Regions from separate parts of the Homo sapiens genome. Here region 2 is linked to region 1. Evidence: chromatin loops called from intact Hi-C (ENCODE). Cell type or tissue: adrenal gland. All regions are shown on one strand. Links, peaks and the distances in the headings refer to the core of each region. The heading gives the core; the rest is flanking DNA.

Evidence for each region. Hi-C counts contacts between places; a loop is a spot of excess contacts. Peaks named below come from ENCODE experiments on the same cell type or tissue, not always from the same donor. Only the 100,000 strongest peaks of a DNase experiment are listed, where the experiment ranks them.
Region 2: it touches region 1 in a loop (1.8-fold over the local background); 3 of 110 quality-filtered maps call a loop at or near these places.

The regions. Positions count from the first base shown.
Region 1 is chr6:143,767,364-143,780,000 of GRCh38, reverse strand. PHACTR2 (phosphatase and actin regulator 2) reads right to left here. Exons shown (of 13, transcript NM_001100164.2): 7 at 7,544-7,743; 8 at 5,786-5,942; 9 at 2,618-2,673. Among named protein-coding and RNA genes, the nearest start is that of LTV1, 70 kb to the left of the region's middle. In adrenal gland, for the core only: no CTCF peak of the experiment used is centred there; no DNase peak of the experiment used is centred there; H3K27ac peaks cover 2,871 bases.
Region 2 is chr6:143,818,391-143,831,027 of GRCh38, reverse strand. It overlaps PHACTR2 (phosphatase and actin regulator 2), which reads right to left. Exons shown (of 13, transcript NM_001100164.2): 13 at 1-7,354. The coding sequence ends at 7,339. Among named protein-coding and RNA genes, the nearest start is that of LTV1, 19 kb to the left of the region's middle. In adrenal gland, for the core only: no CTCF peak of the experiment used is centred there; no DNase peak of the experiment used is centred there; H3K27ac peaks cover 1,085 bases.

The sequences.
Region 1 (12,637 bases), core at 1,775-9,774:
GCTTTCTATTTTATCAGTTTTTAGGAACTGGTTCTAAAATGAATAACTAAATATAATATAATATAATATAATATAATATAATATAATATAATATAATATAAATACGTATATGTAATATGTCTTTTTAAAAAGCTCTAGTATCACCAAAATAATTAGGAAAGACATCAAGTAAGGACTGGCATGGTGAATTGACACTAAGAAATATAATTTGTCCTGTGGTCACCAATGAAAACTAATGACATTTATTGGCATCTGACTCATGTTTATTGAACTAGTGATGGGCTCTAAAAATTGTTGAATGTTTTATTCTGTGAATTAGTTTTCTAGTTTGCCAGAAAAGATGCCCTAGTTAGGGCCGGGCACGGTGGCTTACACCCGTAATCCCAGCACTTTGGGAGGCCAAGGTGGGCGAATCACGAAGTCAGGAGTTCGAGACCAGCCTGGCCAACATAGCAAAACTCCACCTCTACTAAAAATACAAAAATTAGCCAGGCATGGTGATGCGCACCTGTAGTCCCAGCTACTCGGGACGACTGAGGCAGGAAAATCACTTGAACCCAGGAGGCGGGGTTGCAGTGAGCCGAGATAGTGCCACTGCCCTCCAGCCTGGGCAACAGAGCAAGGCTCCGTCTCAGAAAAAAAAAAAAAAAAAGATGACCTAGTTAAAGTAAACGTCCTTAAAAACCACACTGTATCACATACTTTTCTACTGTTCTTGAACAAAAGCTGGAGATGAAACATACAAACAAACGAACAAGAGCAATCTATGTGGAAGAACCAAGACACAAACGGGCTGAGTAGAGTGTTTGTAAGTTAGGCCATTCAGTTTCCTGTGACTGCTCAGGGAAAGATGACCTCTCCCAGTTTTCTTCTGCCTCCCTTGGCTGTACAATAGTGGGTCAGGAAATCATAAGCCAGTTATCAGCCTCTCTAGGCTGGAAATATGCCTCTGTTTCCAGAAATAAATATGCTTAGGTGAACTTAGAAGGAAGGAAAAAAAGGGCTGGAGTCAAATCTGAAGTGTCTCACTCTTTCCCAAACCTCCAGGAAAATGGGATATAAAGGCCAATGCAGCACTTAAGATCAACACGCGGTAAGTTTCTAGATCTATGAAACAGTTCCTCAGATAACCAAACTCCATTGTGGTTTGGCACTATTTATCTCACAGGATCAAGAAAGAATTACCCAAAATGTGCTCTTCCCTTTTTCTTCTAGGTATTGGATCAGGCATCCAGTAAGACATAATCTCTGTGTTTTTTAGGAGCGTAGGGTCTGCATTTGAGCATGCTTAAAACTTAATTCAACAAGCATTTCCCAGGAACCTATCATGAAAAGCAATGAACCTTTTTGGTTTGTTTTGTGTCAAAATGAGATGCTGCTTCTACTCTTCCTCAGCAAAGCAAAAACACAAAATTTTCCTTCTTTTCTAGCCGTGAATTTTTCCTCCTCCAAATTGGCTCTTCTATACATTAGTAGCCACTTAAGTCCTTCCTGGAGCTGTATTCTAGTTATGTCAAAAAAAAAAAAGCCAGAAAAAAGCATTCCAAAGAAAGTGATCCCATAGACTGGGTGGATGGTAGTTCCTCTCACTGGATGGTAGTTCATTTTCATTGTTGAATTGATTTCGTACTAACAACTGTAATACAATATGCTACTAAAATCTTTCTTCCCTAAAGGAAAGAAAGTATCTTAGATTGGAGAAGAGGGGTCTTCTAGCAGGCCAAGATAACTCGAAAAGCCTGGCTGACAAGGATTTCCCCCACACCATGGGTCACTACCATTGCAGTACTAGCCGGAGTTTTACCCATCCCTGTTCTTTGATATTTCATACAATAAAAAGATCTTTTGAAACTGGGTTAACAATATATAAAACTACAGCTAGGCTCAATTTAAAAATATCCGTTTCTTAACTCACTGCAGTGCCTGTCCACACTGACACACAATAGCATGACAAACTGTATTTCTATTAGCTTTATAGCTTTAACATACTAACTCCAATAAATACTACTGCAGGGATGAGTAAAAACTAAAGTCAAAGAGAACAGAGGGAAAAACAGAATGGGAAAATAAAGTAGGAAAATGAATGGAGAACGTTTTAGTGCTGAGAAATTATAAACAACTCAAGAAGGAAGCCGAGTTATCATAACATAGGAAAATGCAATGGATTGAAAATTTTGTTTTGAATTGAGCCATTTGTTAAACTAGCAACAAACTGTATTGTTAATAATAATATAGGAATGTTTGATTTGTTTCCTTGTGGATTCTTTTGGCCTTTTCTTTGACATTTATTTGCGAGAAGACTAGAGCATTCTTTTTCTATTTAATATTTGGGTGAAAGAATACATGGAATATATTTCATCTTTCTTAAACACAATTGTCATGACCATGACTCTGCTCTAGGGGCGGGTATAAGGCTCAAAGCCATAAAATCAAATATCAAATTCAAGAAATTAAAAAAATATATAAACAATTACATATAAATGTGACATAAATGGACTATTTCAGTCCATCTTGAGTAAATGAATATATGATGGTTTCTTACTGATAAATCGATCATCTGTAGAGGCAGCTTGTTAGCGATTACACAAGGAATCATTCTATAGTATAGAATACTCACGTTTTAGGATGTTTCTTTGCTCTAATTCTTCAGTTGTGGGCCTCTGGCTCAGCCTCCTATGATGACAAAAAGGATATATTACAGGTTAAAAACAAGGTACCCTAGTAGGAGACTCAGAATAAAACAACAAAGCTCTATTTTTCATGTTTTGAGAAATAAAAATCCATTTTTAAAGCTGCAAAATAAAAGTCTCCTTCCCATTAGTTTGGAGACTACAGATCATGGCTGAGGCTGCTCACCGACCCCCATTACACAGTCTCCTTTCCTTTTAGCAACAGAGCGGCCTGGATGTTAGCTAGGTACCTGACTACAGACTTCTGCCTCCCTAGAAGCCAGGTATCGTGCTGTGACTGAGTTTCTGCAATGGGATGTGAGCAGAATGATGTTTGTTACTTCCCCTTCTCATCCTTAAAATGCCTGGGTGCATGCTCCCTTCTTTCTCTTTCCTTTTTCCACAGGCTAGAACTTCAGCATGATGGTGTGAGCCAGCTTTGATCATGCAGCTGAGACCATCTAGGGGATGGGAGAGCAGCAAGACAGAAGGAATGGGGCTGCCAGGCAGACTTCAAGGAGCCATGCTCCCACCATACTGGATCGCTCACCTACCTGGGGAGTGTCATGTGACAGTAATATTAAGATTACCTGGCCAGGCACAGCATCCTATTTTAGACCCTAATGAGCTATATATTAATTAGACTATAAGCTAAGCTGTAGCAGAGACCAAAAACTGCAGTGGTTCAAACCAGGTATGTGTGGGCCTACAGATCATGGCTGAGGCTGCTCACTGACCCCCATTACACAGTCTCCTTTCCTTCTAGCAACAGATCGGCCTGGATGTTAGCTAGGTACCTGACTACGGACTTCTGCCTGTGAATAGTTAAGTATTTAAAATGCGGTTGTTGCTATGCCGTGAACGCAATCTCCCTTTTTCATTGTATTTTCTTCTATGTAACAATGTTATATAAACATAATGTTGATTTTTATAGGTTAATCTTACATCAAGCAAACCTGCTGAAATCATTATATATAGCAATTTTGGGTCAGTTTTTAGAGCTTTCTAGGTATACAACCATGTATAATAACAGTATATCTTTCCTACAATTTATACCTTTTCTTCACCACAAATAATTGTGACCAGACTTTTAGCACAGTAAGGTTAAGGAATTTTTCTTTGCTTCTGTTTTTAAAGGAAATGACTTTAGGGTTTCTCCCTATAGTAAGATATTTAGTATATATTTTTTAAATTTATTTTTACATTTTTTTTGAGATGGAGTCTCACTCTGTTGCCCAGGCTGGTGTGCAGTGGTACAATCTCGGCTCACTGCAACCTCTGCCTCCAAAATTACTGCCTCAGCCTCCTGAGTAGCTGGGATTACAGGTGCCAGTCATCATAGCTGGCTAATATTTGTATTTTTAGTAGAAACGGTATTTCGCCATGTTGGCCAGGCCGGTCTTGAACTCCTGACCTCAGGTGATCTGCCTGCCTTGGCCTCCCAAAGTGCTGGGATTACAACTCCTCGTTTGTTTAGGATTTTAACAAAAACTTACAAAATTTTCTTTACTGCTACTTTGACATTTATTGAGGTGGGTATAGGATACTTCACACTTTTTTACTCCTTACTATGATAACACTATTATTATTTTATGCAAATATTATTCAATGATTTACATTCTTCTTCATAGTAAAACATAAACAAGAGTAATAAAACAATCAGAAAACCTAGAAGCATATACTCTCTTACATAGAGTAGAAAGTACAAAACAGGAGACAGTATACAAAAGAAAATTGGGCAGAGAGCCCAGGAGCGAAATTCTAATTCTGGTTCTGCTACTCAGTAACTGCATGTCTGTCCTTGAGACATTTCCTTAATCTCTCTGGGCCTCAGAGAGGCCCCTTGTTTTTCCTTGGTAAGATGGCAAGTTTAGAACTGTAGGTTTTTCCAGCTCGATACCATTAATCACGTTAGTCCCTCTTGCTTCTGCTGGCTTTTTCCCGAAGCCAGAAATGGTCACAGGTTAGGGCTGAATTAAGAAGACGAGAGCGAGAGAGACCACTGGTAAACATTCCCAAATTTCTTCCAGAGTCGCAAGAGGGTTTACAGAACAGAGAGACCCTCTAAGCCTCCCCCGAGGTTCCCTGGTAGGCTGTGCTTTTCCTTCAGATAGATGCCACAGCTGCTGTCTCTGACACCTTTCTGCACAACTCAGCTGTAAGGAGGTGCCTTAGGGGTTACTCTTCCTCTGGAGAAATGGTCAGCAGCCTCCATGCCAATCCTGCCTCCAGTTATACCACTTCCAAGCAAGGACAGCAATTTTCCCCCCACCTCCAAATCCTGCTCTGGGATTCTAGACAGTTCCTTTCTCCCAGTTATGCACCCTGTTGTGTATGCAGAGTAAGACAAGTCAGCAGAACAACTAATTCTTACATGTGCTTAAACTGATCATCAAAAATAAGACCTCTGGCATGAATGCTCACTTCTATTAAAACTGCCAGTTAAAGGGACTTGTAAAGTCACCAGTGGCAAAAGCAAAAATCCTATACAATGGTTGGAGGCAGGAAGAGATGTCAGATGATCCATTTACTTGAAGTTGGAAGAGGGATGTTCAGATATGAGGGTTAAGGCTACCTGACTTGGATGGAGGCAGACCATTGAAGGCAAATAATATTTCTGCAGTCTCACAGTCCACAGGGCAGAACCTCATGGCATTCCCAGGAATGCTAGTGAGTCCATAAATTAGGCCAGGATTGTTGAGCAAACTGTGATCTGCAGGCCAAATCCAGCTTTATGAATAAATAAAGTTTTATTGGAACATGGCCACACTCATTTGTTTATCTATTATTTATGGCTGCTTTTATGCTACAGCAGCGCAGTTGAGTAGCTGCAACAGAGACTGTCTGGCCAGCAAAGCCTGAAATGTTTGCCAACTGGTCTTTAAAAAAAAGTTTTTGACTCCTGGAATAGGCTTTGGTGACCTCAAAGCCACTGGCTAGCTGGGCCAAAGGACAGGTTCTTCGAGTGTTTCATCATGCAAGACCAACTTTAAAAGACCCAGTAGGCCAGATGTATCTGTACATAAGGAATTCACAATGACCCCAGTTAGGTAGGAAGCTTTGGGAGGGAGAAAAATACAAATTAGTCAGTACTGTCCTAAAATGTTAGCAATTACCTGACTAACTTGGTTCCAATTTGTTGTCGGATTTCCTGCCTCTCTTCTTCAGATGTACGCTGCAAGATGTTTTTGTCCTCTAGTTCTTTCTTAGATGGTCTGTTGCCAAGTTTGATAGCAAGAGTATCCCTCCGGCGTATTTTACTTGCCAAAGCACCTGAGGATTGAAAAAGAGCAGAAATGCAGAGAGAGAGGCTTTTAGCCAGTGGCACTCAGGTTACACATGGCATGGACTTTAAATAGAGCCCAGACCAAATTCTTTCTCCTCATGCAGGAGGAGAATCTTAATTAACCTAAGGAAAAAAAGACTTTGAGTTGGATGCAGTTCATTTTGAGAGGACTGAAGCGCTATTTCTTTTTAATGTTCTGAAAAATATTGGGACACCATGAAAAAACTTAGAAGTATCACTTCATCGTTTGGAAAGTGATAGCTGCAGTTTATTTTGCTGAGAGGGTGGATCATAGAAATGAATGATTGCACAATTCTGTTTCTTTTTCAAGTTTAAAAAACTTAGTTCTTTTGCTTTTATTCTGTACAGTTAATCCTTGTCTCCTCCTTTCCTCTACTCAGACGCCATCCTGGCAGAGTCTACCAATGTTTAACCCTTAATTACCCCAGAATCCTGAAAATTTCAACAAATGATAAGTAACACCACATGGATGATAATGGTTTTTTTTTTTTTTTGCTCCATGCAAATTAAAAGGGATTTGAAAAAGTGCCATTTAATCACTAATATAGTAATAACTTGCCATAATCTACAAATTCAGTCCACAGTGAATCCCTCCCATGTTATCCAGCACAAAGTTAAAAAAAAATAAAAGCACTTTCCATATCTCTAAGTTATATTAGGTTGATGCAAAAGTAATTGTGGTTTTTGCCATTATTTTTAATACATAAATGATATTATTATTTCCTAGAAGGCCTACTATCTTACTTATTGTGGAAGTATGATTTTTTTTAATGCTAGCAAGGTATTTAGCATTCTTTTTATTATTATTTTTTGAGATGGAGTCTCGCTCTGTCTCCCAGGCTGGAGTGCAGTGGCGCGATCTCAGCTCAGTGCAACTTCTGCCTCCTGGGTTCAAGCGATTCTCCTGCCTCAGCCTCCCGAGCAGCTGGAATTACAGGCGTGCGCTAGCATGCCCATCTGGATTTTGTATTTTTAGTAAAGATAGGGCTTCGCCATGTTGGCTAGGCTAGTCTCGAACTCCTGACCTCAAGGGATTCACCCACGTTAGCCTCCCAAAATTAGACATGAGCCACCGTGCCCAGCCTCTTAATGCTAATGAGGTATTTGGCATTCTTGACTCATTCCTCCTTCCCCTTTCTATAAACCCCAGTACAAAAGCGAGTGAAAATTTCAAACACCTCCAATGAGTAAGCCTATGAATCTGCACTGACTTTCTTTCTTCAACAACAGGCCCAGAGTGGAAGGGCTCTCTTTGGTCATAGTGAGAAAGGTCTCTGTTATTAGAAAGCTTTGATTCTCAGCACAAATACTAATATGCACATCTAGCACATCTAGCTCATCTAGCTCATCGACAAAGGCCAGATCCAGCCATGTGACATCATCTTCTGGAAAGGCCTCCCATCAAAAGCTAAACTTTAGGATATACACATTTCTAATTTGAGAAAGGAGGATGAGGGGAAAGAAAACATCAGATGTCTGGTTCCTAATGAGGCTTTTATTCTTTATAAACTGCAGCTGCTTCTGCTTATCACCCACGCTCCTCCCTGCCTCTTGAAAACAGTCTTACTTTCTCCACTGCCATCCTCATCTTCGTCTTCGTCCTCATCATCGGTGTACAAGATAGGCCCGTCCGAGTCAGAGTCATTGGCTTGGTATTCCCTGTGGCCTTCATCTTCTGAGGCACTAAAGGATTCTGAAGATTCGCCCATCAGCCCAGGAGTCAGTAGCTGAGGCACTGTCTTCCCCAGCTCCTCTTTGGTTGTGAAACTGTTAAAGGCAGAAAAGCATGGGAGTGATGTGAAGCTCAGAGCAACCCTTGGCGGCACTGACACTAAGAAAAAGAGCTCTAGTTTCATGGGCTTCCTTCAGGCTGAGGAAAGCAGACACTTGACATAGGCCAGGCTAAAGTCACTGAAATGAAACCTTAATTCTCAAGGTTTTACATTTTTCATCTGTAAAATGCAAACGCTTGGTATCTGATACATTTAGCAAACAAATAGGGTAAAACTACATTTTGCAAATTATTTTTTCCTTCAAGTGTCAGCTACAGCCTCAGCTCCTTCAGGAAGCTTTCATGGACCTTCAGTTTAATTCCTTGCCCCCACGTCTGTCCCATGGGGACCTGAAGACGATCCCGCTAGAGTGCTTAGCATACTACATCTTGACCACCCATTGCTTCTCTGCCTTCTCAATCCCACAAGTTCCTGGAAAAGTGAGACTCATTGTTTTGCATCACAGCACCCAGAAGGTAATGACGTAGAAAAGTACATCTTCTTTCATTAATATATGGCTGGGTTCGGTGGCTCACACCTGTAACTCCAGCACTTTGGAAGGCTGAAGTGGGAGAATCACTTGAGCCTAGGAGTTCAAGACCAGCCTGGGCAACATAGGGGACCTTGTCTCCACTAAAAATACAAAATATTAGCCAGCAGTGGTGGCCGGCACCTGTAGTCCCAACTACTCGGGAGGCTGAGGCAGGAGAATCGCTTGAACCCGGGAGGTGGAGGTTGCAGTGAGCCAAGATCGCGCCATTGCACTCCAGCCTGGGCAACAAGAGCAAAACTCCGTCTCAAAAATAAATAAATTAAATAAATACATAAATAAAATAAAATAAAATAAAATAATAAAAAATTAGCTGGGCATGGTGGCGCTTGCCTGTAGTCCCAGCTTGAGCCTGGGAAGGATTGCTTGAGCCTGGGAAATCGAGACTGCAGTGAGCCATGCTAGCACCACTGTACTCCAGCCTGGGTAACAGAGTGAGACCCTGTCTCAAAAAAATAAAAAAAAGCATATATATATATATATATATATATATATATATATATATATACACACATATATATATATATACATATATATATATATACATATATATATATACATATATATATATGTAAAGTACATATATGAATTAATCCTGCTTTTATCCCAATATGTAAATAGTAAAAACTCATTTATCCTATGTGTGTTTTCATTTTTAAAACTGCCTCTTGTAACATAACAGACAATGTGCAAGTTAAATACACTTTTTAGAAAAAAGGTAATATGACTCTAGCCTGGGTGACAGAGCGAGACTCCATCTCAAAAAAAAAAAAAAAAGAAAGAAAGAAAGAAAAAAGGTGATATGCAAGGAAGCAATAATTTTCTATTATTTAGCCTAGTAAAAGTCTATGATTTAAAGAGTTACTATTAATGTACAAAGATTGCCAATTTTCAAAGACTAGACTAAAAAATACATAGTAATTTACATAAAAACATCACATCAAAAATAATGTAATCTTCATTTTAAGACACAAAGATCCCCCAAATTGCTTTCTGGTAAAAAGTTCTTCCAGCAATAAACACAGATAAACTTTATCAGAATATGAGGTATTTAAAACCCTACTTCATAGTTATAAACCTGAGTGATCACTGTCAAAATTTTGTTTCTCACTTATCAGAAAAACCCAACAGACTATATTCTTGTTCTCAAACAGGGAAATAGGAAATCTCATTTTTATTGTGTAAAATATACATAACATAAAATTTGCCATTTTAACCAGTTTTAAGTGTACAGTTCACTGGCATTAGACACATTCACATTACCGTGTAACTACCACCACCAACCATCTTCAGAACTTTTTCGTCTTCCCAAATTGAAACTCTACCCATTAAACAACTCCCCATAACCATTATCTCCCAGCCATTGGCAACTACCATTCTACTTTTTGTCTCTATAATTTGACTATTCTAAGCACCTTCTCTAAGAGAAATTATACAATGTTTGTCTTTTTGTATGTAACATACTTCACTTAGCATAATGTCTTCAAGGTTCCTTCATTCATGTCGTAGCATGTGTGAGAATCTGCTTCCTTTTTAAGGCTGAATGATATTCCACTCTATGTATATAACACATTTTGTTTATCCATTCACCAATCAATACACATCTGTATGTTTTCACCTTTTGGCTATTGTGAATAATACTGCTTTGAGCACTGGTGTACAAATTCAAGTGCCTGCTTTCAATTATTTTGGCTATATACATGGAAGTAGAATTGCTGGATCACATGGTAATTCTATGTTTAATTTTTTGAAGAACCACCATACTGTTTTCCACAGTGTGAAATCTCATCTTAAATAAGAGAAGATCTATTTTTATAGGAAAAATTTTCCACAGTCTGGGTTTTTAGTTGATTGCCACTGGAAGCCATTCTTGTTTGAATTGGCTGCCATTATGGGTGATCACAGAATGTTTAAAATACATGCCAATTAATAATATGTTCTGAATAACAGAACAAATTTGAGAGATGAGTCCTTTATTTGTTGGTGTCATTGTTCACTAATTAATTATCATATTGATTATTATTCTAATCTTACTATTTGTATTTTGTTTCATGGTTTTCAAAGAGTCCAGCATACATCTACAATTTACAAGTATTCTATTGTATAAGGAGGGCAGATAACTTATAGTTCATGGAATCAAAGAAGACCATGAGTGAGTTGCCTAACCAAGGTAGCAAGTCTTGTCTAGAATCCAGACTGAAGACTCGGTCTACCTATTAAATTTTACATTTATTATACTATTATATTTTACACTTAATGAGTTATGTTATAAATTATATCTGATGTTAAATATATTCCAAATTTGTATTAATCAACTCATGACTTACCCCTCATTTTTCCCCCTCGGGTTCCTGGGCACACTGGACAATATAGTGCATTCTATACATGTTTGTGAAAATGAACTGTACAAAGTAGCCTTTTGGATATGGCCTCCAAATGGGCTTATTAGTTTTCACCTTATATTGTATCACACATATGTGTTACTGATGAAGCTGCCCATGAATGGAAGCCTACCAAATAATTAGTACCCTGCCATATGGGAAGAGAGGTAGGTATTTTTATACATAGCCACTTGTCTTCTTGAAAGTTTTGATATTTGTATTCCAAACAGAAGTCTCTTCATAAAATGACAAGATTTTCACACATTAGTTGATGAAACATAACTCAGAAGGAAAGTTCTAAGTAAAGAAAGTGACTAAGAGCCAGATATTCTAATCCAAATATCCACTTGAAAAAGGCAGAAGGAATTTGGAAGGAAATTTGAGAGACTACTTACTCCAGGTTCATTAATTCAAGAGCAAACACAAACCATCCCTGTAGGATGAACTGAAATTTAAATTTTGAAGAATATACAGAGAAGAAAATCCCTATGGCCTCTTCTAGGAAAGCATTATAACTACCTTGATGGACAGGAATATCTATTATAAATAGCCTCAATGGCTAATGATGTACTAAGCTCACTCCCTCTGATTATAGTCCCAGTAGGAATGAAGAACAGATGCTTACCTCTTTGGTCTGACAGTTCTTCATATACTTGAGATGAAGACTGATATTAAGCCCTTAGTATGTTGTGTGTTGTTTAGCACAATAAAATGAACTCCTTAAATATTTGTGGAAATGAACGGGATAGAGTCAGGCCACCTTTGGATATGAGCTCTCTGAGTGTTTAAGACTATATCAGGAAACACTTTACATGTTGCACCTTATTCTTTAGTATATTGAACAATAATCCCGTATACCCAATCTAGTTCCCAAAATTCAGATGTTACCTTAAACATTATACTTCCTGGGCACATCAGACAATATTTTGGTAAAAGCTAGTCTTAACTATATTGCCTTGCTCACTTTTGTATCCTTGGTGCTTAGTACATTGCCCAGCACAGAAAAGGCAATCAAAAAATATATGCTGTAAGAATGAATGTTCAGTTCTAATGGTTGGAAGTGATGGCAATGTTGGAAAATACTCACTATAGTTAAATGAAGACATTTGCTGTGTGCTGGAAGTATTAAGAATGCTCCTAGGGTTTGAATGTGTCCCTCAGAATTCATGGGTTAAAATTTAATCCTAGCTGGGTATGGTGGCTCACGCCTGTAGTCCCAGCACTTTGGAAGGCTGAGGCAGGCGGATCACAAGGTCAAGAGTTCAAGACCAGCTTGGCCTATATGGTGAAACCCCATCTCTACTAAAAATACAAAAATTAGCCAGGCGTGGTGGCAGGCACCCGTAGTTCCAGTTACTGGGGAGGCTGAGGCAGGAGAATTGCTTGAACCTGGGAGGCAGAGGTTGAGGTGAGCCGAGATCATGCCACTGTACTCCAGCCTGGGTGACAGTGCAAGATTCTGTCTCAAAAAACAAAACAAAACAAAACAAAAACCTTCATCCTCAGTGTGAAAGTGTTGAGAGGTAGGGCCTAGTGGGAGGTGTTTAAGTCATGAAGGCTCTGCCCTCGTGAATAGATTAATGCCATTTTCAAAAGGGCTCACAGGGGTAGGTTCACTCTGTTGTGCTCTCTGCCCTTCCACCTTCCACCATGTGATGACATGGAAAGAAGATCCTTGCCAAATGCTGCTGCCTTGATCTTGGACTTCTCAGCCCCTAGGACTGTAAGCCAATATTCTAATCATTATAAATTACCCAGTCTCAGGTACTCTATTACAGCAGCACAAAATGTCCTAAGAAAGACACCATAACCGTTCATTTCAATAAATCTTCTTTTCCCATATCTTTTATTAAAATGTCAAACAAAGAAAATAAATTAATTTGTAATTTGACATTTATTTTTTCTTGGCTGTCCTTCAAATATTGGTGCTCAAAATGACTTAAAAAAACCCAAAGAAA
Region 2 (12,637 bases), core at 2,925-10,924, 50 kb before region 1:
TAATTCTTTAGACAGACATTTTAAATAAAAAGTACCAGGCCTTACATGTCTCAAGACCTTACATACAAAGAGGTGTTAAAAACTTAGGTGAAGCTGAAATAACAGGCAATTAGGGAAGTTGTCTTACTCTTTTTTCTTTTTTCATTTAAAAAGGCTGAGCACTATCCAAATATAAGAGAAACTGGAACAAACTAAAACTGGGGATTTCCCAATGATTTTATTGAGGTAACTTTTCCCAATTTTATACATATATGCATTTATATATACTTAGGAAAGCTAAACAATGTTCTAAGGCACTTGGAATTGTGCACAGCAAAGTATCCTCTAATATTATACAACTAAATAGAGCAGAATTTTGCTTTTTAAATAACACAAATACCAGTACGGAATTAAAAAAGGGAATACATAGTCTTTCTTTCAGGTTACAATAGTGGAATACAAGTACATATGTGTGTATACTTGTAGATATTTATACCCACATACTATAATACAGTACAGATAAGAACAACAAAAGAGAAACTGTCATGTTAATCAGTGTACAGTTCCAGTTATTTACACTCACAGATATTACACCTGTGTAATACGTAGAACTAGATCACTCACTGGAAATCAGAAAGCATTCAGTCAGTCTGATAATGATCACAGTTTACCATTGTTATCACTTTAACTGAAGTGTGAAATAACAAAAGAATGCATATAGTCCGTTATTTAAAAATCCCTGTTACACAGAAAAAAAAAAAAAAAAAAGAAACTTGTTTGAATTTTTAATAGGTCCTAAATCTGGTGAAATTGGTGTAAATGTTTTGAACACACTGGCACATTTCTAAGCCACAGAAGAAATGTTTTTTTTAAAAAAAAGAAAAAGAAATATTAGTCCCTATATTTTAAGGGATGAAAGTGGTTTGACCCTTGAATCATTCTGATTATTTCTGAAGGCGAGTTAGCCCTGCAGTGGCAACTTCTCATTGTGGAGGCTCTCTAAACAACATAATGACATAGTCAAACTATAACAAAAGTATCCAGTAAGGGAAAAGCCCCTCCTCCCCCGAGTTGGCAAGTGGCACAAATATTACTGGCATTTTCATATACCATAAAATTGACCTGAGGGTAGAGTGGCATTCTGCCTTATTTGCTCCTTACAATTTATTCTTAAAAAAAAAATACTGCTATTTAAAAAGATAAGAATTCTTAAGCACCATCTAAAAGCTTACAATATAACCACCTTTATTGACTCTGCGTTACTCGGCCCCAAAAACAATTTAGAAACTTTAATGTTTTAAAAAATTATAGTGGCTAAGTTAATTCCATTTTGCTAGCCACAGTTCATCCAAGTAATGTCAAGACATATTTGCCATTCAGTTTTGGTGATAAAAAGCGACAAAGAGAATATGTTTCTGTATTGTTAGTACAGTTTAATAATGTTTCACCTAAGTAAAACTCATCTTGTTTTGTGTGTGACCATCACTGAAGTATGAACAACAGGCATGCAACCCACAGTTAATCCACATTTTCATCATGATGCAGCATTCACAAATCTTATTAGAAAAGTTGAATCGCATGACTACATTTATACAGGGGAAATTCAAGCATTTGTGTGTGAATTAAATGCTTCGTTAATAGGATAAGCAGGTGATTCATTTGGAACTTATGGGATGCAGCATAACCAGGTGAAATCTAATGGTGATTTATTTCCAAAGACCACCAGGTTTGTTCAAGTGCATTGCTAGTCTGTGTTTGTGTTTAACCCATGCAACAATCCTCATGACAGTAACAAGGATTATGACCAATAATGTGGTTCTAAAGAAAAGTTGTAAGGCAAAAAAAAAAAAAAAAAAAAAAGCTTTCTTCATGTATGATCTCTCCTTTAAGTATATATAGGGACTTTAAGTATATATATATAGGGACTAGGCCAAGTCCCCATGCCCACTGAATGGCCAAGGCTGCCCAGTAACCTCCTCCCTGAAGAACAGCTGCACTGAGAGAAAGGCTCGAAAAATGAAGGGAGAAAAACCATTCAGGGCCCAAAGAAATGCAAGGCAGCAGAGACAATGTTTGAGGATAGGCACTTTTTCTCCCTGTGTCCTCAAAATGCAGTAGACAGTGGCATTCAGGGGAGGTGATACCAACCTCCCAGGGAGGGCATTTGAACCTGGGGGAATGCTTTTTATTCTTGGTGTTTACAATGACTGAGAATGCTACTGACATTTAGTCAGCAGGGGCCTGGGATATTAAACATCTGGCAATGCATGGGATGATTCTGTACAGCAAAGACCTATCCAGCTCCAAATGCCAAGAGTACCCCCACTGAGAAACACAGACCAACAGTGCTTTGCTCATATGTGCAGCTGTGCTAGCAATGTGACAAGCTAAATGACATTTTTTGTGTGTGCAGTAAATCCTAGCATGGCTAAAAAATGACCCATCCTTATAGGGTTGGCTTTAGGTGGGAATAGCTGCCACAGGATCCTCCATTTCTTTGCCAGAAATTTTACAACATATACAATAGGATTTTTAAATTTGGGATGATACTGTCTTCAAAAAAGCATTGGTGGGTAAGGTTCCAGCTGCTTTCTAGAAATGCTAATGGTGCTTTGCATTTCCATACATAGCTTAAGCTTAATGATTACAAAAGGGAAATTGGAAGTGAAAATGGGAATGATTTGAGGGTACTCTACCTCTCTCCCCACCACCTCTTGGTCACTGCCTGCCTTTACAGTAGAGCCCAGTGCTACTTCTTTGAAACCTGGGTTTGAACTAACTGGGCATGTACTTTCTCTAGAAAGATGTTCCTATTAATTTGGTGATTACTCTGTCATTGCTTTTCCCTGGAGGACATATTTTATTTTATTTTATTCATTATTACTATTATTATTATTTTGAGATGGAGTCTTGCTCTGTCTCCCAGGCTGGAGTGGAGTGGCACGATCTGGGCCCACTGCAACCTCCACCTCCCGGGTTTAAGCGATTTCCCTGCCTCAGCCTCCCAAGTAGCTGGGATTACAGGCACAAGCCACCATGCCCAGATACTTTTTTTTTTTTGTATTTTCAGTAGAGACAGGGTTTCACCATGTTGGCCAGGCTGGTCTCGAACTCCTGACCTCAACTGATCCACCCACCTTGGCCTCCCAAAGTGCTGGTATTACAGGTGTAAGCCACCGCACCCAGCCAATATAGGACATATTTTAGTTATATAAGTTCATTCTGCTTTGTCCAGTAAAGCAATGTAATCTATCCTACCAGTAAGTAGAGACTACCTACACAGTAGTGAAAGATCTAGCCATTTCAAGAGGTCAAGGGACAATTCTGTAAATAAATTGCATCTAAGTAGTTCCTTACTACTCACAACATGCTCTAATAGTGTGAAGAAATTAATTCTTATCCCAAAGAATATACTTTTCCTAGTAATGATAGGCTTCATATAATTGGAATTTAAGAATGCTTTAACAATTCTACCATACTCAGGGGTAAATGACATGAATTCATATATATTGTACTAGTTTAATTTCATACCACCTACTCTGAGGAAGATTTCTTGCTCTGTTTGAAATTTGCAGCAAGGGGCACTTAAAAATAATAACAGACTGAAGAAATTTTTGGGCAGGAAAGGAAGAAAGTTTTCATTATTAAGTGTGGACATACTCCTCTGTGGTAGACAAGACTACCCTTTTCTATTGTGAATACAGTAAGATTTTTGAAAGTTGTGTCTGTCTGATTCTATGAAGCATAAATAAAATGCCTGTTATGTGTTAATATGGTACATATCAGAATATGCAATGTTAATGCAAATTTTTCCTCTTTTAAGTGTAAGCTACTGTATATATAATATACATATATATATATATATATATATATATATATATATATATATATATTTTCTTTTTTAATGCCAACGCAGCCCTGAATTAATTGCAGGCTGTAAAACTGGACCTTTTTTGACTCAGGTTTTAAGGACTCATCTCTTATTTTCAGTATTTGGTGACTTTTGAAGGGTGTATTGAATTCCTTTATTTCCTTAAATATATTTTCCCTTCAATTTCAGAACTTCCTACTAACAGAATATATTTACTAACATTAGAGAAAGATAAAGGACTACTCTCATTATGCTACTAAACAATATGAAGATGAAACCAGAAAGTCAGTTTTTCTGGGTAAAGCAAACAGATGTGTTTGCTTTTTCTCCATGTAAAATAGCTGTTCAAATGCCAAAATGGTTCTCTATTACAGATTTCAGTTAAGTAATTTAAGGAATTATAGCTAACATGTGAAAGTGCAAGACACTTCACATAACACAGGAAATTATCAGGCAAGCTGCCTTAAATGAATGCTGACTACCAGAGAACTATTTTGTCAGACTGATTGGTAATGACCATGAAGATTCTGATCAAGCTTGCTGAGCATCTTCTTAATACCCTAATATTAATGTTTTATTCTCCAATAAAAAAACTAAAATGGTCACTTTGGTTTCTACATCTGTCTAGTTCTTTCCTGCCTGGGATCTTCCTGGAGATGGGTTTGTTTTCTTCCTTAATCATATCTTGGGAACTCAGGAAAACCCACTTACTTCCTCGATGTCAGCCTAATGTCAAACTTTAAATAGCCAAAAACCTGGAATTGTGTTACAACAAAAGAAATCCAATTCCCACACACTTTTATTTTTCCTATACAGCATATGCTTACTGGTTGGATTGCTGAAACGCTGGTGGTGGACAGAGGTGCCTATGCACGGAGGGTGGGCCAGACCTCTGCATCCCTTTAGGGCCCCCAGGTAGGAGACCTCTGGCTGGGTGGCCGGTGGGGATATGTCTCATCTCTGCTCTACTAAAATAGAACCATATTCTGCAAAATACAGCTTAGCTCATAATCCTTTAATTCTTTCCACAGCTTTTTACTCAAGCCATCATTCTAATAAAATAATTGGTGATTCCGATTACCTAAACAGTAGACTAGCAGTGGCTAATTTTTTTTTTTTTTTACTTTTAAACTTGTCTCTAACTTAGAAAATTTTTTCTAAATGTATCGATTAGTGTAAAGAAAAAGTATGAGTAGTTAATAAATCTGACCTATTATACAAGAAATGCAATTTTGAAATACCAGATTTTCATTTTTTGTACTAAGTGTATCTCATTGTAGGCAATAAAAAATTGCATCACAGGCATCAAAAGTGGGAAAAAATTGTTCCTTTTATCAACCAAATAGAAACTTTCAATAACATACTTTGAGTGATAAAATGGTGATGTCTTACATTTACCATTATAGAGAGGTCTTGTGGTTAGAAATTTAAAAAGTGTTTAAAGATGATTAAGCATAGACAATTAAAAGAAACATTATATCTCTTGGTATTTTTCTCAAGACACTAAAATAATAAAATAAAAATATAATTAAGGAAAAGCATGACTTTGGGAAAAAAAAAATCACAAGTTAATTTTTATGGCTGGATTGAAACACTGTAAAATAGACAAAACCTCAGCCAGAGACAGACACCTGGGCATGCAGAAAAATTTTTTCAAAGCAAAAAATTTGTCTTATCCTATTAGTGAAATGACAACAGACTCTAGGTGTGTTTTATTAATGCACAGAGTCTAACAAGAGGTGCAGTAATGCTGGTTACTTTTCCTAATTCTAACATGGTCCTGGCTTTTTATAGTAGGCCAACTGGCATTAACATTTTTTATTTTTAAATAAAATGATCCGATTTCAAGTGGTTCTTTAAAATACCAATGAATGGCAGGATCTACATTTATTCACCGGGTTAAATGCTTACTTTTCGGTTGAAATAGAAAATGACAGTCTTGAACCAGAAACATCTTAGAAAATTGTAGTCCAAACTCTGAGAATAAAATAAACTCTATTTGGGTCTTGTTTTGTTATTCATTTCATGTGTTTTTAATTAAAGGGGCACAAAGCACTTGTGAAGAACAATGAAATGCAAGGTGGTATTTACATATGGTCATATGTATTTGGGAGCAGAAGTCATAGTGTGCCTGTGACTCCATGGAAAATAGCAACACAATAATAGAGAGTTTCTTAATGTAAACAATACAGACTGTAGGCTCATAGGGAAAACTTCCACTACTTTAACCTCACTGATTCTTTTGCATTGACAGTAAATACTGTACTGTATCTATGGATGCCATCTGCAGATTCTTAAAATACAAGATGAGGATTTCCTCACACACAACTTAGTGGGAACTTTCCATGTTCTGTTAAGCCTTTGGGTGTTTTTTTGATCTGTGTCCTTTTTTTTTTTTTAAATAGCAGCAATCCAACTTTAAAAAAATGCAGCACTAAAAAAATAACTAGTCCTTATTCCCATGCAGGACTAACTGCAGGCAGCACATTTGTATCTTGCTTAAGTTTTGACTTTGGATTCAAGTTTTTATTACAGGTGTCATGATTGCCAATACTGTCTTCTCTAGGTGAAGTATGGTTGCTTTGACTTTGGATCTAATCAAGATAGGGAAAGATCAAAAGATTTATTTCTGAAGCTTGCTACAGTTTTCTAGGGTCACATTACATCTGACTTTATTCCCAGTCCTCTTATCCTGTGAAGGCTGGTACACTAGGAAAGGGATATTTAAAAATGTCAAGTGTGCATAGCTAATGCTACTTAAAAGCATGCAACAAAATTTGGGTAAGCATGCTTGTTAAGAGTCAGTAGAAGCTCTTGCATTTAAGAAAAAGATGCATGAAAACATTCAGACTTATTTCTGGCAACTGGATTCACTGGCACAACATAAAATAATGGTACTATACTGTACCAACATAATGGTGAAACAAGAGTATTCTCCGATCAAGTCTTTGAGGAATCCACATCAGGAGGTTAAATTCCTAAATCCCTTAATAAGTTCTCAGCTACCGAATAACTACTTCAAAAATACATTTATGCTTCAATTTTCTCTTTTCTTCATTAACATAATGAAATATTTCTCTTTCTTTCTGATTTCCAACTCCCACCCCTTTTCAGTGCCCAGCAATTTTAATCTATATTTTTCTTTCACCCGCATTATAAAATTTGGCTTTCTGGTAACAGGGAGCCAGTGATTGTCTTCTGCTCATCTTCTTTGATTAAAGCTTCTGATGAAGAATATCCACGGTGTCTCTTACCATCGCTGTGCATTCTGGGCAGCAAGAGTCACTGCATCCTTCCTTTTGCTTGTTGGAGCCATCTGGGCCACACAGGTGAGGAGCACTTCCCAGCCAAGCTGAGTCACACACTTCCTTCACCACAAGTTAAACGGAAACACACACATTCAAATCCCAGTGCAATATCAGGTTTTCAGGAAGCAGGGCTTCCCCCAAAGATGATCAGTCTCTGTTTCCAAATAGTCTCACTCTTCGTTATGGACGATGAAACCTGGAGTAAGAAATAGAAACTATAAGCCTGTGGCCTAGGAGCACATTCTGCATGCAGTGAGCTGAATAAGGCGTGGTCATGTTTACAATGAAAAGGTACCCCAGATATCCCCCAACTGAATTACTGTTTACAAATTTCTGTCATAACAAAATACTGTTACAAATATTATTAAGGAAAGCATATATAAACGCTTTCCTTATATATATGTTTACATATAAGCATATAAGGAAACCTTATATAAAAGATGCTGGTTATAGTATTCAAGTTACACAGCAACCAAGACAGAAAACATCACTATTCTTGAGCATCGTGCTCTAACCTTTATCAAGCAGAGGGAGATGTTTCACAAAGGGATTTTGGTACACCTCGTCTGTATTATAAAAGCACAGTAACAAATAGACACTTTTTCATTAGCTTCAGCCTCTCATCATCTCCTGCTGACGACTCCAAATCTACTTTCTACACTTGAATTTCCAAAAGCCCACAGGGCGCTTCCCCCCAGATGTTCCACAGGTATATACTAAGCATGTCCACAACTATACAAAGCTTTCCTTGTTAACCTGCCTTTGCACTTTGTCTTATTTAATATTCTATCTTTAAAAATATTTTTGGTCTAGAAACCTCAGATTAGCAATTCATTTCTCTCCCTCATCCAGCATTTCCTATTAGTCACCAAGTCCTGCCTCAACTGCCTGTCTTGGAATCATTAAAGTTCCATCTTTTGCTGGCACTACTTTTACGGTATGCTTGTTAGCCAGCCAGCTGGCTTCCTTTCCCTCCTTGTGAGTTCCTGAACATTCCTTGCATTTTTGTAGCCCGGTGCTTTTGAACATGCTGTTCACTAATACTGCAATTCCTTCCCTTCATTTCCTATCTATGTTTTCATTTTCAAGATCAAGGTCAAAAGTTATCTTCTCCATAAAGCCTTAAGTGATCAAGCTCTTCAGCCTACTTCTGCAATTCCACATTTATGCAACTCTGCCTAGCATTTCACTCTGTCTTCTACAGTCGAATGCTCATCTGCTCTGGTCAGCCAGTCTCCTAATTGGTTTCCCTGTCCCAGGCTCTCTCCATCAAATCTATGCTCCTCACTGTTGCTCACACTATCCTTAAAAATACTGGTTCCATCATTTCAGTTCTTGGGGTTTTTAAAATCTTTTTTTATTTTTAATTAGATATGGGGGTCTCGCTATGTTACCTAGGCTGGTCTTGAACTCCTGGTCTCAAGCGATTTGCCCACCTTTGCCTTCCACAGTGCTGTGATTACAGGTACGAGCCACTGCGCCCAACCCAGTTCTTTCTCAAAAGGATCGTATTGTTCCCCATTACCTACAAAATAAAATTTAAGCTGGGCATGGTAGCATACACCTGTAATCCCAGCTGCTTGGGAGGTTGAGGTGGGAGGACAGCCTTGAGTCCAGGAGTTCAAGACAAGTCTGGGCACATAGTAAGACCCTGTCCCTTAACAAAATTAAAATAAGAAAGCCAACAAAATAAAATTTAAAGTTCCTGGAGTAGCAAGTAAGGCTTTTCAGAAAGTGGCCCAACTCATGGTTCTAGCTATATCTCTATCACTGCTTCCAAATACTCTCCATTTCAATCACTTGCCCCAAAAAGGCTTTTGCGCTAATGCCCTTTCCTCTACCTACTTTTTGCAGGGTGGGTTGGGGGGAGCTCCAGAGGGGGACAGGGTTTCACTCCTATTGCCCAGGCTGGAGTGCAGTGGTGCGATCTCAGCTCACTGCAGCTTCAACCTCCTGGGCTCAGGTGATTCTCCCACCTCAGCATCCAAGTAGCTGAAACTACAAGCATGCACCACCATGCCCAGCTAATATTTGTATTTTTAGTAGAAATGGGGTTTTGCTATGTTGCTCAGGCTGTTCTCAAACTCCTGCACTCAAGCAATCTGTCCTCGGCCTCCCAGCGTGCTGCGATTACAGGTTTGATCCACCACACCTGGCCTACTCTTTCTTCTACCTTTATCTCTCTTACCATCTGCGCTTTATGCAGTCTCACTCTGTGAGTTCTCCAAACTCTTTTCTCCACTGCTCAGGGAAGCACTAATTGCTCTCTTTCCTGTGTTCCCATAACCTTTGGCTTATGCCAGTTATTGCTTACATTATATAATCTTTGGATACATGTGCCTTTGCTATTGGATCATGAGAAGCTGAGGAAGGAAACTTTCTTATCCATTTTTACATACTCATTGAATACAATCTCCGGCACGTGATAGTACTTACTAAACGTCACTGTGTTGAATACAAGCATTACAAAATGAAAAACTAAAAAATAAGAGCAGGTGAAATGAGATGGGCCACGAATTGATAACTGAGGAGCTGCTAGTTGGATACGAGGGACTTATATTACTTCTGTGTTTGACAAAAGTCAAAAGAAAAATAAGATATACCAAGCTTTACAAAACTGGTAGGCAATTTATTACTAAAGCAGGAATGTGTCCACTTTGAGTTCTGTTCTTAGTCTATCCCTGACTGTAACCTTGGGCAGATGTGAGGACCGCCATGCCTGCATTTGATACACAGAGGCAACATCACTCTTTCACTTTTTCGAGGGCCAGGTCAAGGGCCCTGCTGCCTCGTGCAGCCTCAGGACATTGTTCCCTGCATCCCAGCCACTTTGGCTCCAGCCTTGGCGCAAAGGGCCCCAGATACAGCTCAGGCTTCTGCTTCAGAGGGTGCAAGCTGAAAGCCTTGACAGCTTCTACATGATGTTAAGCCTGCAGATGCACAGAATGCAAAAGTGATGGAAGCTTCAGACACTCCACCTAGATTTCAGGGGATACATGGAAAAGCCTGGGTGTCCAGGCAGAAGCCTACTGGAAGGGCACAGCCCCCACAGAGAACCTCTACTAGGGCAGTGTGGAAGGGAAATGAGGAGTTGGGGATTCCACAAAGGGTCTCTGCTGGGGCATTGCCTAGTGGAACTGTGAAAAGGAAGTCACTGTCCTCCAGACCCCAGAATGGTAGATCCACTGGCAGCTTGCACCCTGTGCCTGGAAAAGCCACAGACATTCAACGCCAGCCTGTGAGATCAGCCTGGGGGCTGCACCTTGCAAATCCACAGGGGTAGAGCTGCCCACTTACACCAGAGTACCCAGGACATGGGACATGGAGTCAGAGGAGATTATTTTGGAGCTTTATGATTTAACAACTGCCTTGTTGGGTTTTGAACTTGCATGGGGCCTGTAGCCACCTTCTTTTGTCTGATTTCTCCCTTTGGGAACGGGAATGTTTACCCAGTATAGATCTCCACCATATCTTGGAAATAACTTACTTGTTTTTTATTTTACAGGATCATAGGTGGAAAGGATTTGCCTTTTTTCAGATGAGATTTTGAACTTTTGAGTTAATGCTGGAATGAATTAAGACTTTGGGGGACTTTTGGGAAAGCATTTTGAAATGTGAGAAGGACATGAGATTTGGGAGCAGCCAGGGTCAAAATGATACAGTTTGGATATTTGTCCCTGCCAAATCTCATGTTGGAATATAATCCCCAATGCTGGAGGTGGGGCTGGGAGGTGTTTGGGTCCTGGGGGTGGATCCCTATGGCTTGGTACTGTCTTTGTGATGGTGAGTGACTTCTCACGAGGTCTGGTTTAAAAGTGTGGGGCACTTCTCCTCCACTCTTTCTCCCATTCTTGCCATGTGATGTGCCTGCTCCCCCTTCGCTTTCTGCCGTGATTGGAGGCTTTCTGAGGCCTCCCCAGAAGCAGATGCTGCTATGCTTCCTGTACAGCCTGCAGAACTGTGAGCCAATTAAACCTGTTTTCTTATAAATTACCTAGTCTCAGGTATTTCTTTATAGCAGTCAAGAATGGCCTAATACAGTCTGTGAGGGTGTTTTCAGGGACTGGCTTGTGAGTCTGAGTGGACTAGGTAGGGAAGATCTTCCCTCAGTGTCGGTGGCCACAGCCAATCTGCCAGAGAGCCAGAGAGGACAAAAACAGAGAAAAGGAGACTATGTCAATCTATCTACTGGAGCTGGGATACATGCTCTTCCTCTCTTGTCCTTGAACAACAACTCCAGGCTCCCCACCCTTTGTACTCCAGAACTTACACCAGTACTCCCCACTGCCTCGAGCTCTCAGGCCTCCAGCCTTGGACTGAGCCAGGCTACCAGCATCTCAGGGTCTCCAGGTTGCCGACAGCCTGTTCTGGGACTTCTCAGCATCCATTATCATGTGAGCCAATTGCCCTAATAAATCCCCTCTCATATATCTATATACATATATCTTATTGGTTTTGTTTCTCTGGAGAACTCAGACAGATACAGACCCCTTTCTTGGCCATCGGATCTATACCCACCCCTGTCCTATTACCTTTTCTTCACAGTCCTTAGCACTATCTGAAATGCTCATGTGTATTTATTGTTGACTTGGTAATAGTTTGCTTCTCTACTGGAACATAACCACCTGAGGACCTTATGAGACAGGTCCTAAACTCTCAGGGTCCAGAACACAATCTGGCTCACTAGGGATGTGCTCAATAACTATTTGTTGAATGCATAAGTCACTGAACACATATACACAGGGGTATCTAGGAAGTTATTTGTTAGCTCTATAAATAATTCTATATGACTGAGGAGTCCAATCAGAAGCCCCTAAACTTAATTACAAGTAAATGTATACTAATATACAATAACCCACCTGACAGGACATTCCAAAATGTTTTCTAGGAAGAGTCAACCACAACCTGAAGCAAAATATGGAAGTTCTATAAAAATATTTCAAAGAGTAACTGAAAACCTCTTAAATCAAATATTTTATATACAATGTGAAAGGCAAATTGATATGGTTTGGCTGTGTTCCCTCCGAAACCTCACCTTGAATTGTAATCTCATAATCCCCACATGTTGTGGGAGGGACCTGGTGGGAGGTAATTGAATCAGGCGAGTGGTTTCCCCCATGCTGTTCTCGTGACAGTGAGTACTCACGAGATCTGATTGGGCTTCTCCCTGCACTCGGCACTCATTCTCTCTCCTGCTGCCCTGTGAAGAGGTGCCTTCTGCCAGGATTGCAGGTTTCCTGAGACCTCCCCAGCCACATGGAACTGTGAGTCAATTAAATCTCTTTCCTTTATAAATTACCCAGTCTCGGGTATGTCCTTATAACAGCATGAGAATGGACTAATACACAGATAATAATAACAATCCTAATATAATACTTACCAGAGCTTACAAGTCCAAGTGCTATGCATCTATTTCCTCATTTAATCCCCAAAACAATCTTACGATGAAAGTACTCCTATATCATCTTTGTACAGATGT